Linked DNA regions of Homo sapiens: regions 2 and 3 are each linked to region 1. The links are chromatin loops, found by intact Hi-C in ENCODE. Cell type or tissue: K562. All regions are shown on one strand.

Evidence for each region. Hi-C counts contacts between places; a loop is a spot of excess contacts. Peaks named below come from ENCODE experiments on the same cell type or tissue, not always from the same donor. Only the 100,000 strongest peaks of a DNase experiment are listed, where the experiment ranks them.
Region 2: a loop joins it to region 1, with 7 times the contacts of the local background. A loop is called at or near these places in 27 of 110 quality-filtered maps.
Region 3: a loop joins it to region 1, with 5 times the contacts of the local background. A loop is called at or near these places in 23 of 110 quality-filtered maps.

What each region holds. Positions count from the first base shown.
Region 1 is chr3:112,640,292-112,645,291 of GRCh38, reverse strand. CCDC80 (coiled-coil domain containing 80) reads left to right here and starts at 4,149. Exons shown (of 8, transcript NM_199511.3): 1 at 4,149-4,965. In K562, CTCF peaks have their summits at 588, 2,203 (motif pointing left) and 4,197; a DNase peak (open chromatin) is centred at 2,191.
Region 2 is chr3:112,580,197-112,585,196 of GRCh38, reverse strand. SLC35A5 (solute carrier family 35 member A5) reads right to left here. Exons shown (of 7, transcript NM_017945.5): 6 at 3,871-4,651; 7 at 1-2,526. The coding sequence ends at 2,461. Among named protein-coding and RNA genes, the nearest start is that of SLC35A5, 21 kb to the right of the region's middle. In K562, a CTCF peak has its summit at 2,753 (motif pointing left); no DNase peak of the experiment used is centred here.
Region 3 is chr3:113,285,771-113,290,770 of GRCh38, reverse strand. It overlaps BOC (BOC cell adhesion associated, oncogene regulated), which reads right to left. Exons shown (of 20, transcript NM_001378074.1): 20 at 3,312-4,096. The coding sequence ends at 3,909. It overlaps CFAP44 (cilia and flagella associated protein 44), which reads left to right. Exons shown (of 35, transcript NM_001164496.2): 35 at 1-3,841. SPICE1-CFAP44 (SPICE1-CFAP44 readthrough (NMD candidate)) reads left to right here. Exons shown (of 52, transcript NR_183050.1): 52 at 1-3,841. Among named protein-coding and RNA genes, the nearest start is that of BOC, 77 kb to the right of the region's middle. In K562, a CTCF peak has its summit at 2,516 (motif pointing right); DNase peaks (open chromatin) are centred at 2,520, 3,310 and 3,550.

The sequences.
Region 1 (5,000 bases):
AAGAGTAAAGAAAAAGCACCCAGGCTTATGCTTACAGCTTGTCTGCTGGGGATCCTGAACGATACACTGTGGGGGCCACATCCGTGACTAGCAATGACCCTTACTGGAACTATCAACAGGACCAGGTTGATCTAAGAAAAATCATATGGTGACTTGTTTGGTGGAGGGAATGAAACAATATACCACTAAGCCCGCGAACTGTAATAAAATAAGATAAATAAGAAAAGGATGAAAACTCAGCTTTGTTTCAGGGGCACCTTTGTGGAGGACCTAAGAACATATACTAACATTGATCTCAGTACTGACGCTGGCCAAATTTTTCTACAGACACACTTTATTAGCCAGTCAGCACCTGACATAAGAAGAACATTACAGAAATTGGCTTTGGAACTCTACACACCTATTAATGAAATGTTTGGTGTGGCTTTTGGGGTATTCAATAATAGGGACAGAGCTAAAATGGCTGAAATGACCCAGAATGGCAAAAAATGGGATAGACAGCCAGCCCAAATGATTAGCAGTCACTGTAAACAGTGCCCTGCAACCTCAGGGTCACCCAGGAAGACGCTTCACCGCAGACCAAACAGGCTCAACAGCAAACCTGCAGGCAACGGTTGCTGCTCCAAGTGTGAGAAGTCAGGACACTGGAGAAAGGACTGTCCCAGCCAAGGGAGCCCACCCAGACCCTGTCCTCACTGCAAGCAGGAGGGCCATTGGAAAAGGAATTGCTCTCAGCTCTGAAGGGAGAGGAGGCCACCCAGTGCCGTAATGGCCATAACTGAGACTGAAGGGGCTTGAGGTCCCTGGCAGCTCCCATAAAAGGCATGGTCAACACAATTGAGGAGACTCTTGACGTGGCAGATTAGAATATCCTTGAATTCATTCTTTTGACAGTGTCAAGAGCCTGGACACTGGCTGGGGTCAAGGTCCCACTGGCACCTGGGAAACCCCCAGCTCACTGGTATCACCTGGGCTGCAGCAGCACCCTGCATTAATAGTCATCTTTGGCTTTCTCTCTGACCTGGCAACTTATTTATTTAGTCTGTCCTACACTGAAAATACTGAGAAAGAGAAGAATTCTTTTTTCATTCTGAAGGACACAAATGCAGCCTAAGACTGAACATTTGATTGAGTTCTGCAAATGGGAAGGAAAAACACATAGCCTCCTCAGTGTGAGTATTGTCTGTGCTTCTGCCACAAAGGTGTGATAAAATGGCTCAGCTAATTTTCTTGCTGGGGATACTGATGATCACAGAGCAGGAGAGGTGGTTTCCCTCCAAAACCACACTGAACAGCATGCTGTTATCCCCTCCTTTTCTTTTTATTCTTGTTTCTTCTTAAGCAAATGCTTTTTTATTTTAGCAATAGAATTCAGTTCAGTAACATCTCTGAGTGTTACTTTGTGCAAGAGAACCAACGGCATGTGACAGAAACCCTGGTTTCTCTAGCGTGCCTGTCACAGCGTGTTACCCTGAGCCTTGGTCCCAGGTTGCTGAAGTCTTGGATTAGTGTGGGTCTGACCAGTTAGCACACTCCTTTTTGGATGCCTTCTTACATTCACTCCAGCTTTCATCAAATAACTATCCCCACCCTAGTTTCTCTAAAGCAGTTCTAGTTTGTACATTCTTTCCTTTCCTCCCCACAAATTACTACAAAACAAATGTCAGGTAGTTTCCTATCAATTAATTCCCAAATTAGCATTTCTAAAGTCTACTTTAACATTTTCTTCCTTTCACCTTTTTCTGACTCAACATCAATGTCTTCCTTTCAGATATCACCAACCCCCACCACCCTCCCCCAACCCCTAGCACTAATTGGTTAATTGTTTCTTCAGTTGCAGAAAAATAGAAAGATCTAAATGGAGGACTTACAAAATATGGAGCTCTTAAATAACGGACTTGAAATTGAGAATTATTACAAGCCATTAATCATTATAGATCTCCCCGGAAATGAATGAATGAGAATTTATCATTGCTCTTATTAGGTACGTGCCTCCAATACTTCTTCAGGAGGATTTTCTGAAGCCCCAGGTAAGCGTTTAGGCATTGAGATGAAAACAAGCATGAGAAGCCCCACTTTGCCAGTGTGTGTGTATGTATCTGTGTGTGAGAAGAGACTGGGGGAAGGAGTTGGGTGTGGGGTGGGGACTAACGGCGGCGGTGGAGTGTTAGGTCCTCTCTGGTGTGTGTGTTTAGTGCGCCATCTGGTGACTGAAGCTCACAGAGGGAAGAAAGCCTGAGGTCCTAGGAAGACAGGCACAACCCAGGGTTGGGGTGGCTCCTCATGGTCAATTCGGGGTTGCTAAAGTGGCTGTATTTCAGCTTTACCAGCGCACAGGTGACAAATGTTGTGCACATCATGGAGAGGTTTGTGTAAGTCATGACTTATTCAAGAAAAATAATAAAGGGCTTTAAGGACCTATTGAGAAAAGCAAAAAGTACAGTTACACAATTATCCCAGACAGTAGGACTCTAAAAGTGTAAGTACTCTGGTTGAACAAATAAATGAAACTCTTCTACGAATGTGGGAAATGCAAAAAGGAATTGAAGGAAGGGAAAAAACTGAAGGTATGAGTAGAAAATTAAAGAGAGAGGCAGGATAGCATCACGCTTTGTAGGCTGTTCTAAACCTGGGTTCAAATTTCAGAGCTACTGCTTACCTTTTGTGGGACAATAGGCAATTTATTTAAACTCACCAAGCCTCAGTTTGCTCATCTATAAAATGAGGATCATTCTGTTTACTTTCTAAGGATACTGTGAGGGTTAAATAAAAGAATTCACAAAAATACTAAGCCCAAAGCTTCACATGTAAATGCTCAATAAATGGTAGTTGTTATAAGCAGAGAGAAGAGAAGAGGAAATGAAAAGCCAGAAGGGAGAAAGCTCAGTAAGGATAGTGTAGGACGCCTTAGAAAATTATGAGAAAGGAAGTAACATCTAGGACCCTCCAACTTAGCACAAGGCTAGGTTGATCAACCCAACAGGTGAATACCACGAAGGCTGCAATCTATGACTCCAGTGGACAGAGGGTCTCTGCCTGAAGCCCACTTTTGTTATTATCCTTACAAGTGTCTGAGAGAATGCCACAGCAGGGCTGGCCATCCTTCTTGGTACCCCTGGGACTTCAAGGTGTGGCCGGGCAACTCTATAGTTAACCTCTATACAGGACTTTCTCAGTTCCATGCTCGTAGCTTATGTGAAAAAAGTCAAATGTGACCAGGGCAAGATGGGGCTGATCAAGGCATAACAACTAGGGATGAAGTTTGATCCAGTGAGGGACGCTATTAGCATGACTGAGCTGGCAAGGAGGTTTCTGAGAACCCTGGCTTGTCACTGTTGGTGGCAGTTAATAGTGACATGGAGAGTCAGCTCGCCCAGCATGGCCGGAAGAAATATCCACGTAACCTGAGACCCCTTCCTTCTCCATTGAATCCTTATGGCAGACTCAGGAGGTGGAATCCCAAAGCTGCCTCACTCTCTCTTTCAGAACCTGATAAGTCTACTTCTATGGATTGCCTAAAGCCCTTCAGACATCTAAAGTCTCTGCAGAGGAAAATATTGCACTACACACACACACACAAACACACACACTCGGGACCTCCAAGGGAGCCCTTAGTCTACCATCTGCAGCCAGAGCTTTGAAGCTAGAGATCATAATGCCTGTTCCCTGATGTAACAGTCAACTGCAATCTCGACTTGCAGCCATTGCCTGCATTTCTAACCTTTTACCAGCTTCCTTCCATGCCGAGGAGAAACTAGGACCAAGAACACAGTAATATGATCCCCAATTAGCATAAAATAAAAACAACCTAGTCATGTTTTCCATGGGCTTTTCCAACCTCAAACTAAAAGCACAAAGCAGGGAGAAAGATATAAGAATATACACATGGGACTATAAATACATATATACTGTCTGTGTCAGCACAGCCAAGCACCCTGACCCAAATGAGTATCTGTCTCTAAGAAAAGAATGTAGCCTGATGCAGAAATCTGAGAATTTTCTCCTTCCAAAGTACAGTGTAAGAACAGACTGGAAGAGAAGTTACCCCGATGACTTGGTTTGGAAGGGGTTAAGGCACCAGTCATCCTCTTCTAAAGTGATTTATGATGATGTGTGGAGTTTAAAAACTTTACCCCACCCCAAAGAACAGCCTTCTCACTCCTCACTGAGTCCACTCTGAACGTGCTAAAATGGGAAGGAGGCGGTGTTTTGCTGATCTGTTAAATTCTTAGTGAAGTTTCCTTGATTTCCAGTGGCTGCTGTTGTTTGAGTTTGGTTTGGAGCAAAACTGAGGTAGTCCTAACATTTCTGGGACTGAATCCAGGCAAGAGAAAGAAGAAAAAGAAGAAGAAAAAGAGGAGGAAAAAGGTAGGGAGAAATAAAGGGAGGAGAGAAGCACAGTGAAAGAAAAAAAAAGTCCCTTTTCGACATCACATTCCTGTGTTTTCCCTCAGCCTGGAAAACATATTAATCCCAGTGCTTTTACGCCCGGAAACAAAGAGACTAAGCCAGACTATGGGGGAAAGGGAGATAAGAAGGATCCTGGAACTTTAAAGAGGGAAAGAGTGAGATTCAGAAATCGCCAGGACTGGACTTTAAGGGACGTCCTGTGTCAGCACAAGGGACTGGCACACACAGACACACGAGACCGAGGAGAAACTGCAGACAAATGGAGATACAAAGACTTAGAAGGACAGCTCCTTTCACCTCATCCTACTTGTCCAGAAGGTAAAAAGACACAGCCAGAAAGAAAAGGCATCGGCTCAGCTCTCAGATCAGGACAGGCTGTGGATCTGTGGCGGTACTCTGAAAGCTGGAGCTGCAGCACACCCCTTTTGTATTGCTCACCCTCGGTAAAGAGAGAGAGGGCTGGGAGGAAAAGTAGTTCATCTAGGAAACTGTCCTGGGAACCAAACTTCTGATTTCTTTTGCAACCCTCTGCATTCCATCTCTATGAGCCACCATGTAAGTGTGTAATCTTTTCTGTCTTTGATCTGTTT
Region 2 (5,000 bases), 60 kb after region 1:
TGCCTTGTGAAGAAGGTGCTTGCTTCTGTTTCGCCTTCAGCCATGCTTGTGAGTTTCCTGAGGCCTCCTCCCCAGCCATGCAGAACTGCGAGTCATTTAAACCCCTTTTCTTTATAGATTACCCAGTCTCGGGTATTTCTTTGTAGCAGCATGAGAATGGACTAATACACCACCCTTCTCACTTTGGAATCCTGTGTCCACATGTACCCACTGTTTAGCTCCCACTTATAAGTGAGAACATGTGGTATTTGATTTTCTGTTTCTGAATTATTTCAGTTAGGATAATGGCTTCCAGCTGCATCCATGTGGCTTTAAAGCACATGGTTTCATTATTTTTTATGGCTGCAAAGTATTCCATGGTGTATATGTACCACATTTTCTTATTCCAGGCACCACTGATGGACACTTAGGTTGAGTCCATGATTTTGTTACTGTGAATACTGCTGTGATAAACATACCACTGCAAGTGTCTTTTTGATAAAACGATTTATTTTCCTTTGGGTAGGTACCCAGTAGAGGGATTGCTGGGTTGAATAGAACATTTTTAGTTCCAGCACATGATCTTGTGCTCTCACTCTTTCTCTTCCTCTCTCATTAAGTGGCAAGTTAACATAAGTAAACTTAACTTTGTGCAAAAAATGCTTTCCAAAGAGGAAGGTGAGGAAAAAAAGTAATCGTAAATAAGAAAATCAATCTCCATGCACTACTGAAATCTGCTATTTAATGTATTCTGTATGTGATACCTTTGTAAGAATATTTTTGTAATTTTTATGTTTTATGAGATAAAAATGTTTTGTATGCCACATTTCCTAGAAAGGTCCTGCTGTACCTCATTTCCCTTACCTTTAAAATAAATCGCCATAATAGATATAATCTTCGTATTTCACATAACTGATGAAAATGCCTTTGTTATTGTTAGAAGTAAAGATCTACTTAAAGAGAAAGTTTTAAAAGTTGTGTAGGTTTTTGTCTCACTCTATTTTTTAAGATTAAAAGTACTCTACATCCCACCCTAAATGACAGAGTGGCAACACAAGACATAGGTTTAATAATTATTTTAATTACAAATTTCCACCAATTCTTGCCAGTCATATTATTGTGGATATCACAAATGAATTATATAATAGTATATTACCTTATATTCATCTGCATGAAACTTAGGAGAAAGGAGAGCAGAAATGTGTAAGTTTCTGAGAATGACACCATAAAGCTCATATTTACAGTATGGTAGTCTGTAAACATACAGGCCTGCCAGTTAAAGCCCACTCTTCTATCATCACCCAGCTGCATGACCCTGAGCAAGTCACTTTTGTTTGCTAATTTTTAATATCATCTATCACCTGACTTCTCTATCTACGAGAGTTAACTGGCTGCATGCAAAATACCATGAAAAATACCATGCACTTTTAAGTGTGAAGTAGCACTGTAAAGTGACTTATATATTACTGGTCTTTCTATTTTTAGAGTATTAATATTCATACATCAGTTAAAAGTCAACATGTGTTTGCTAAGTGATCCTTTTGAAAGGATCCCTTTAAAAGTTCCTAGGCATCAGCTTCACTGACAATCTGGTATGATTCTGAAGCCAGCATTTCAACTCTTGGAAAGATATACAATAGTCACAGCTTGAATTAGTAACTAATAAAATAAAATGCCCTCTTATTCTCCAAAATGTAATAATTCAGGAGTAATGACATCAAGATTTTTCTCCTCAAACTGAGGAGAAAAAAGCCCCACCGTGGCTTGTTTAAATGACTTAAAATACAAGTGGTAACTATGGTGACTAGGGAACCAATGTTTAAAACATCAAAAGATTATTACAAAAATCCAATTTCCCATGAATTTCTAAAAATTAAAATTCTGAGATGTTGTGTCTGAGAAACTGCTTCTTCAGCAAAATATTTAGCACAGACTACATCATCCCAAATCTATGGTATGGCCAGGTATTTAGGTCCTTCAACCAACGTTTTTAGAAAGGGTCCCGTTGCTCTTTACTTGCAAAATGACTATCTCTAGGGCCTCAAAATTCAAGAGACAACCTAGCTTTTATAATGTTAAAAAGGGAAGACTTTGGCATGTAAACTAGAACTACATGATTGTGAATATTTGGCAAATTGATCTCTATGTGTATATACAAGCTATAGCTAACATGATTATTACAAGTTTTTTGGAAGCTTGAAGGCCAAGGAAAATAATCTGCACATATAACTTTCTGATTTATCAAGTACTGAGATATTAATGAATTCTTCATATTGTTACTCCTGTATCAGTTCTTTAGAATTTCTTAGCCTTTGGGTACTCTAAGCCTTGGATGGAACCATTTAGGGAGTAGCTAGATATATGCAAAGAATATTAGGATTTAGAAACATTTCTGGTTTATCAAAGTGAAAAGATAAATATTACAAACACTGAAAATGTGAAAATAAGGTTCAAGAGAGCTGCAAACTATGTGGGTACCAGTTAGAAAGTATCTTCATCTGACTCATCACTCTTGGGTTTGGTAAGTCTTTCTAGTTCTTCTCCATCCTAAAAGGAAACATGAAAGCAGTAATTAGAACAAAACTGGAAATGTAGCATTTTTAAAGGGAAAACCTTACTAACAAATCACTGGTCTTACCTCATTAAGCTATAGATATAATCTGGTCAAATTAAATAAATACTTATGTTCTTGGAAAGTTAACTATAGAAGTATGAGAGGATAAAAAAGTGAAGTGTACTCAGTACTCAAAATTTCAAAGCTAACATGAGCAAAGTGAGGAGCACCACCTGCTGGTCTTGCAGAAAAATGATTAAAGGTTACAGAAATAGGTCTTCATAGGCCTTGTTACCTATATAGATTTTCTTTTGCTTAAAAATTAGAGCAAATGGCATTATCGGCTGTTGGAAAAGAATACAAGACTTCTGGATATACACTCTGGCTAAGAGCAGGGTATCCGAAACTCAAGATCCTAATTTTTTCATCTTTAGAATCTGTTGAATCATGACAGAGGCATTACACCCAGGGAAGCTCTGCTATGAATGTTATTAAGCAATAGATTATTTTTCCCAAAGAGTGAAATGTTCACTGTATAAAATATTTCATATTTTGTGTGCTCAAGAAAATTGTAAATCTAAAGCTAGATGTCTATTTCACTTATTTAAACGTATATTTAACTCCTTAATTGAATCTTCAAAGAGATCATTAACTTGCCAATAAAATGATTGACAGAGCCTTCCAAAACAATTGCAAGCAACTGGGAGATATTCGGAATAATTGCATAAGCATTTTTCTAGAAAATATTTTCCTCCTACTCGCCTTGCAAGGATCCTCTTGAAAACTACCTTTCTAGTGAAATAAACAAACCCTGCCCTTCTGGCATACTGGCTTATGAATAACCACAGGGAGGACTGAGGAGCCAGGCTTTCTATTCAACAGGACTTACTAATACGAAAGGCCAACTTCTCTCACAAATGAGCTTATTTTCCCTAACTATGGTGGAAAAGAAAGAGAAAGGGACTTGGAGTCAGACATAGGTGTACCAGTTCTTTCATTTATTATCTGTAAACCATTTTGCCTGTTTCTTGTAAAACTATGCAGACAGGACAAGACAACCTGTGAGGTATCTTCCAGGTGTATAATTCTATAGTATTCTATGAAGTAACACATAAGGTCCTTGAGATTGACTTATACTTTTTCTCTACACCTGACAGCATTGATTATGAGCCCTTGCAAACATCAGGAGTAAAAGGAATGTTTGTTGATTCGGTTTTAAAAGTCAGAGATCCAATACATTCTTTGACAAATCAGTACTGATTTTATTTTTTTCCTTGAATTAACTATGCTTTAAATTTGGGAAGAACAAGCAAAAAGGAACACCCTCACAAACTTACCCCACTGGAACGCTCCCAAAGATTGCCACTTAGATCTCGGATCCTTTCTTGCCTAGGTGCGTATTCCGGAACTTGAGGCTTGCTGGCATTATAAATAAATATAGAGAGAAGGACTGATGGGGCTTCCAAGAAAAATTCCAGGGAGGGCCTGAAGTCAAAGACCAGGACAGACACTGTTGTGATAATGACAGTGGTAACCTGGGCCATCAAGACATGGAACATGTTATCCAGGAACTTCAGAATGAAAGCCACTGAAAGGCCCTGGAATGCAGTTACAAAAATAAGGGCTACTGAAAATGCACTGTGGCCATAAAAAAATCCACAGTTCTTAATCTGATCACGGTTACTCCTCTGAAGGCCCAGAGTCAGCCCATTAAACAGAATGCCAAAGAAATAGAGTTTGCTGTTCTGTATGAAGATGCTTTCAGTGAGCTGGTTCCCTTCCTTCAGTATCTTTTCATTATAGATATTAGCCATTGAAGAAATAAAACACTGGACTATAATAAGAACATGGCCCATGCCAAGACGGATGTGACTGAAAACTCTGGCTGTGGTGTTCCATTTAGCTTCAGGAAAAGTCCATTCCTTTGCTGTACAATTGTCTTTTCTGGGACACTCACTTCTGAAAAGAAGGCAGGAATTGGAAGGGCTGAAAAAGGCATCGTGATGAAATCCACGTCCTGCCAAGTTGTGCTGTAAAGTTTTAGTCCCGGCAGTCAAGGCCACAATAGACAAAAATAAAGTCAGGAGGGAAGCCCACTGGATCCAGTTTAGACGCCTCCTGTTCAAAGATGAAAAAAAAGATTTTACTACTGTTTTCCCCCCATATCAATAGTTTCTACTGAAAACTCAGACACTTGAGTATTTGGTTGAATAAACTGGACCCAGTTTTTGCTAGCATTTCCTACCACTCAAGTTCAGAGAAAAACTGTTGGTGCCTGTCTCTCAAATTTAATGTTTTAATTCATTTTTATAACACCTATCCCCTAAGGCTGCTCAAGTCATTTCCCTTCTGTGTAGGTTTCCTTTTAACCTACAAGTTTAACATGGCCTCCTTTCTACCTCTAGAGGTATCCTGGACCTCTGGCACAGTAACTTTTATTGTACTATAAAGTTACAGCAGAGATTCT
Region 3 (5,000 bases), 650 kb before region 1:
AGGTTTTACTTGGGCCATTTGCTGGTTTTGATATAGATGAGGAGATAATGAAATAGATTTACTAGAGATCATCTTTAACAATCACCTTTGATTATGCATAACATTTTAAACTAATTGAAGAGTATCCTTTTGGTTTGGGGGTAAGTGCTCATTGAAGTTCATGGCTATAACCATTGCAGGATAATCTCACTGACATTTGGAATCCTGTTAGTAACAGAGCATAGCTCTTTAGATTAAGAGCTCTGTATTAACGAGCTACTCATTGAGGCTGTTCCAGGATAAGCTGGTCACTGAGAAGGGCGGGTGAAGAAAGGAACATTGCATAAATGTAGAAGGGAACTCAGCAATGCCAAGTCTTCCTCACCTGTGATTAGCCTGCTAATGTGCCCCCCAAAATTACAGACAGGTCTTGCTTTCTTTGTACATCAGCATATTCTTAGAGGTGGCCACTTGGCCTATTGTCTTCCTAAGATTCCTTCATATTCCTATTTAAGAGGTCAGAATACCTTATTGTTTGCACTTGTCACCATTAATTTCTGATGTAGTCACTTCTCTACTGGAGAGCACCCACTTTTTTTTTTAAATCACTTTCTGTGTTGTATATCCTAAGCCATGTGTGCCTTTCAAGTATTTTTAAAAATATGCTAGTCATAGCCCTGAGTGTCTTATTTATTGCGGTAAAAAATTACCCCCAAACTTAGCTTGAAACAACAAACTTGTGATCTCACCCAGGAGTGAGAGGGTTTCTGAGGTCCAGGAATCTGGGGACAGCTTGGCCGGGTGTTCTGGCTCAGGGTCTTTCGTGGAGTTGCAGTCACACTAGGAGCTGGGGCTGCAGCCATCTGAAGCTTGGCTGGAGCTGGAGGGGCTATTAGCAAATTCACTCCCTTGGCCATTAGGCAGGGCTTCAGTTCCTCGCCATGTGGGCCTCTCCATAGGGCCGCTTGGGATATGACTTCTCCCAGAGCAAGTGATCCAAGAGTGAGGGAGACAGCAAGAGAGAATGATGTATACAAGAGCCACAGTCTTTTACAGCCCAAGCTCAGAAGTGACATAGCGTCACTATTGTCATATGGGTCACAGGCTGACCCTGTGTGATGTGGGAGGGGACTGAACAGGGTGTGAATGCCAGGTGGGGGTCACCGGGGCCTTCGTGGGAGCTGGCAGCCACAAGAAGCAGCTGCCTGGAGAGAGTGGCTGGTCTCTGAGAAAGGTCTTGAGGCGATACCATCCCCTTGGTAATTGTAGAGAATCAGGAGAAGTTACGTTATCTTCCTGGGCCTCATTTTATTATCTGACAAATGAAGGATTGGTAGAATGGGTTCCTTCCCATTCTGAGATTCTGATTCTGATTGCAGCAAGAATGGACCTACAGTCTACAGAAGAGCCACATCAGGACTTGCTGTGCATTTCAACTGAGAGGAAAGCTAATCGGGATAATTATTCCCAAACTGAGCTGGACTAAATCACTAGTTAATTCTACAATATTCAGGGCTTCATTCCGCATGTTTGGGAATTGACGACAGTTAACACTGAATTACTTTATTTTGAATTGGACAAAATATGTTGATAGCTTTAGGTTCATTTCAACTTGATTCCAGGCTTAGTCTTAAATCTGTAGTTAAGTTAGAGCATCTGAGTCTTTGGGAAGTTAAGCTTCAAACACAAGTAGACCAGCAGGGTGTGGCATGGGCAGGGTGGCTGGGAAGCTATCCTGCTCCTGGCACACTTCCCTGCCTTCTGCTGTGCTCCCAGAGGAGCAGCCTCACCTCTGAGGGTAAGGCCAAAAATCAGCCTACACTGAGTTACTTGTGGGTCAATTGTTCATATAACTTGGCTCTTCTGAACTGTCATCCATAGTATCACCGATGATCAATCTCAGCATTGGAAGAAAAAGAAACCACAGAGTCCAGCCCCTCTGTCACAACTTCAGAGTAAAGGAGTTGCTCATGCCTGCCAGCCAGCCTGTCCCACCACAGCGGGCTCCCCAGCTTAGGGAGGTCTGTGAGCCATGTGCTAAATTTCTCTTTAGAGCTAAATCCATTGAGTGCTATGATTCCAGTGCTGTGCAGAAAGCAGATGTTTCACCTATCACTTCAGAAAAGTTCACCAGACTTCATTTTGACAGCTACCTTAGATCATCAAGGAGAAAAAGGAAAAAATGTAAAAACCAGTGGGGCTAGAAGGTGAGTTACAGCTCAGATTGGGGGGCCTCTGGATAGCAAAGCAATGACTGAGAGCGTCAGCCCTACCCACCCCAGAAGTGAGCTCTGGGCCGTGATGCCAGGTTGTCTGAAATCACAGTATCTTATTTTTTCTCTTCTCTTCCCTGCTCTGCTTCTCATTTCCTAACATTTACCTGTTCCTTACAGTCCTTCCTTTTAAATAATATTTTTAAAATACTGCTTTCCTGAAAACCATGCTGCACTTCCACATGAAGTTCTCTCTGACGTTGAGCTTGATGGAAAAAGGATGCAGAAGTCAGGAATAGCAGGTGCTATACTTATTTTGGCCAGCAGAGGATGCACTTGCCCTAAACAGTCAGAGTGACTCTTCCCTAGGACCCTGTTTATCAAATTCTTCATGTTTAAAAGCCAGGGTCTGGCCCCCCACTTAACGAGATTGTCTCAAGTGGCATTTCATCTGTAACTCAATTTTACAGAAATCTAGAAAATACAGGCTCCCCCCACCCTCTCCAGCCCCAAAACACAAAGCGTAGTAAGGCTTTCATTGCAAGCATCAGTCTCCATCTAATTCCACTTCCACATATAAAGATTTTAAAATTTCAATTAAAAAAGAATCTATGGTTGATCCTTTGGTTGGACAACAGTAAGTAAATGTTGATTTTAAACTAGTGAGTCAACTACTCTGGCAATGTTGGTGTATCTTTGGAAAGAAGGGAAGTGAATTTATTATGCACCATATGTCCATGTGTGGCACAGCACTTAGCTAAACAGTATTTTGGAGAAAATATTTGGTCTTCAACACACACCTATATAAAAAAGATTAGTTCTATTTCTTCAATATGACCTAAACTTCATCTCAAGTCCAGTTGGTAAGAGAACTATGAACCTGTTTTTCCTGGTCTGTTGTACAACGGTTCCCTTGTGGACTAAACGGTAATGTGTTCTGCATGAATCCAAGCACAACTGACATTCACTGTTTTAAAAAACAAAAAAGAGAAACATTTACTACCTTTTTCAGATCTCATTTCTGATGGACCTGAAAATATTGTAAGTGGGTATTTTCTTCAAATACTCAGAGACTGAATTCTAACATGTAAAGAAAATGCTGACTCACACATGACTCAGTTTGAAGGTTACAGGGAAGACTAAACATTTATTTAGAAGTTACAGTGTTTGTTTTTACAGAGATATGTTGCCACGGATTATTGATTCTGGAAGGTTTTTTAATGCTCATAGTGCTGTACACATCTTGGTCTGTTCTCATGGGCATCTTAGGAAAATGTTTCCCGTAGCACCGGATCCAGCCATCTGTGTGGGTGTCTCCAGGCTGTGATACCGTGCCCCTTGCTGTTCCCTCATGCTCGTGATGAACCATGTGCCTGGGATCCTTCCTCTTGCCAGCTTATCTGTGGGCCTCCTGCAGCCTCGCCTGCCACTGCAGAGGCCCCAGGTTAGGAGTCTGTCCCGCGCCAGCCTGTGCGGTGCTTTCCTGGGTGACTCCTGTTAGGTGGCAGCTTCTTTATTTTCCCTCTCCAACCTCAACGGGTAGGACTCCTTATGTCTCTCCAGAATTATAAAACATATACATTTATTTACAAGTGCATAAATATATAAATATGGCTATAATAGAAAAATAAATACCAATTTTCTCTGTCTCTTTTTTCTTCTTTTTTTTTTTAAAAAAAAAACAATATATAGTCTTTCTGGGATATCAGCTTCTGCCTAAATTGTGAGAGGTGGTGTTTCAAAAGACACACGCACCAGTGGCCCCGGGGAGAGCTGCATTCCAGGTTCCTGTCCTACGTAGGCCCCTACGGGGTGCTGGGGACACCAGTCTCCTCCACTCACTTGGCAGGAGTCAGGACTGTCCACCTCTTCAACTGGCACAAGGCCCAAGCAGCATGGGGGCCCTGAGGGGAGAAAGAGTAGGAACCATTAAAATCCAGATTGACCGAGGAGCCAACACCCAGTGACACTGGGCCAATCTCTATCTGTGGTGGAGGTGGTTACACTGGCTCTGGAAAGGGGACAGAAACCTACAACCGAGACAAGGGCACTTCTGTTCCCTCCAAGGTCTCTCATCAAAACAGGGAGGGCCACTTGCCACCCATTTCCCACTCATGCTGGGACTGTAGAGACTCCCGCACTGAGCCCACACCACAGGAGCAGATGAAGTCAGTGCAGCCCGTGAAACGCAGAAGGAAGCCCTGCTCTTTCTATGTTTAGGCGGCTAGTCCACCCTTTGCTATGGCTTCTGGTTACAATCATCCCACTCACAATCCAGTCCCCCCAGATTGACACGGTCCAGTTTAAATGATGCTGGGTCGAGCTTTAGGACCCAGCATCTTTTAAATTTAATCTCCTAGAGACAGAGTCCAGGATCTGCCTATGAATGGGCACACACACAGAGAAGCTAAGAAACGTTAGTGGATACTTGGTGCCCTCACCAAGTATCCACTGATTTCTAAGGAGACTAGCATGGAGGAAGACAATGGGATGGGCTTAGCGTGAATGGCCCAAAACTCCTTGGAGAAAAAGTTCCGTGGAAGTACAAAGAGTTATGATGATGATGTTTGTAAGAATTTGGCTCCTTAATGATTGAGGCAACCTTATTCCTTAATTAAGAGACAAGCCTCAACAAAGCAAGGCATTTCAGAGTGATTAGAGAATGCCTCTTAGTGTGATGAGCAGCAAATGGAATTTGTGAATGGCCTTGAAATGCACAGACCAAAAAGGGCTTTTTTCTCTGAAATGGAGAAATAGCCTTTTTCTCAGAGGCTGAGGACCGCAGCTTATCATGTTGCAGTAGAACCC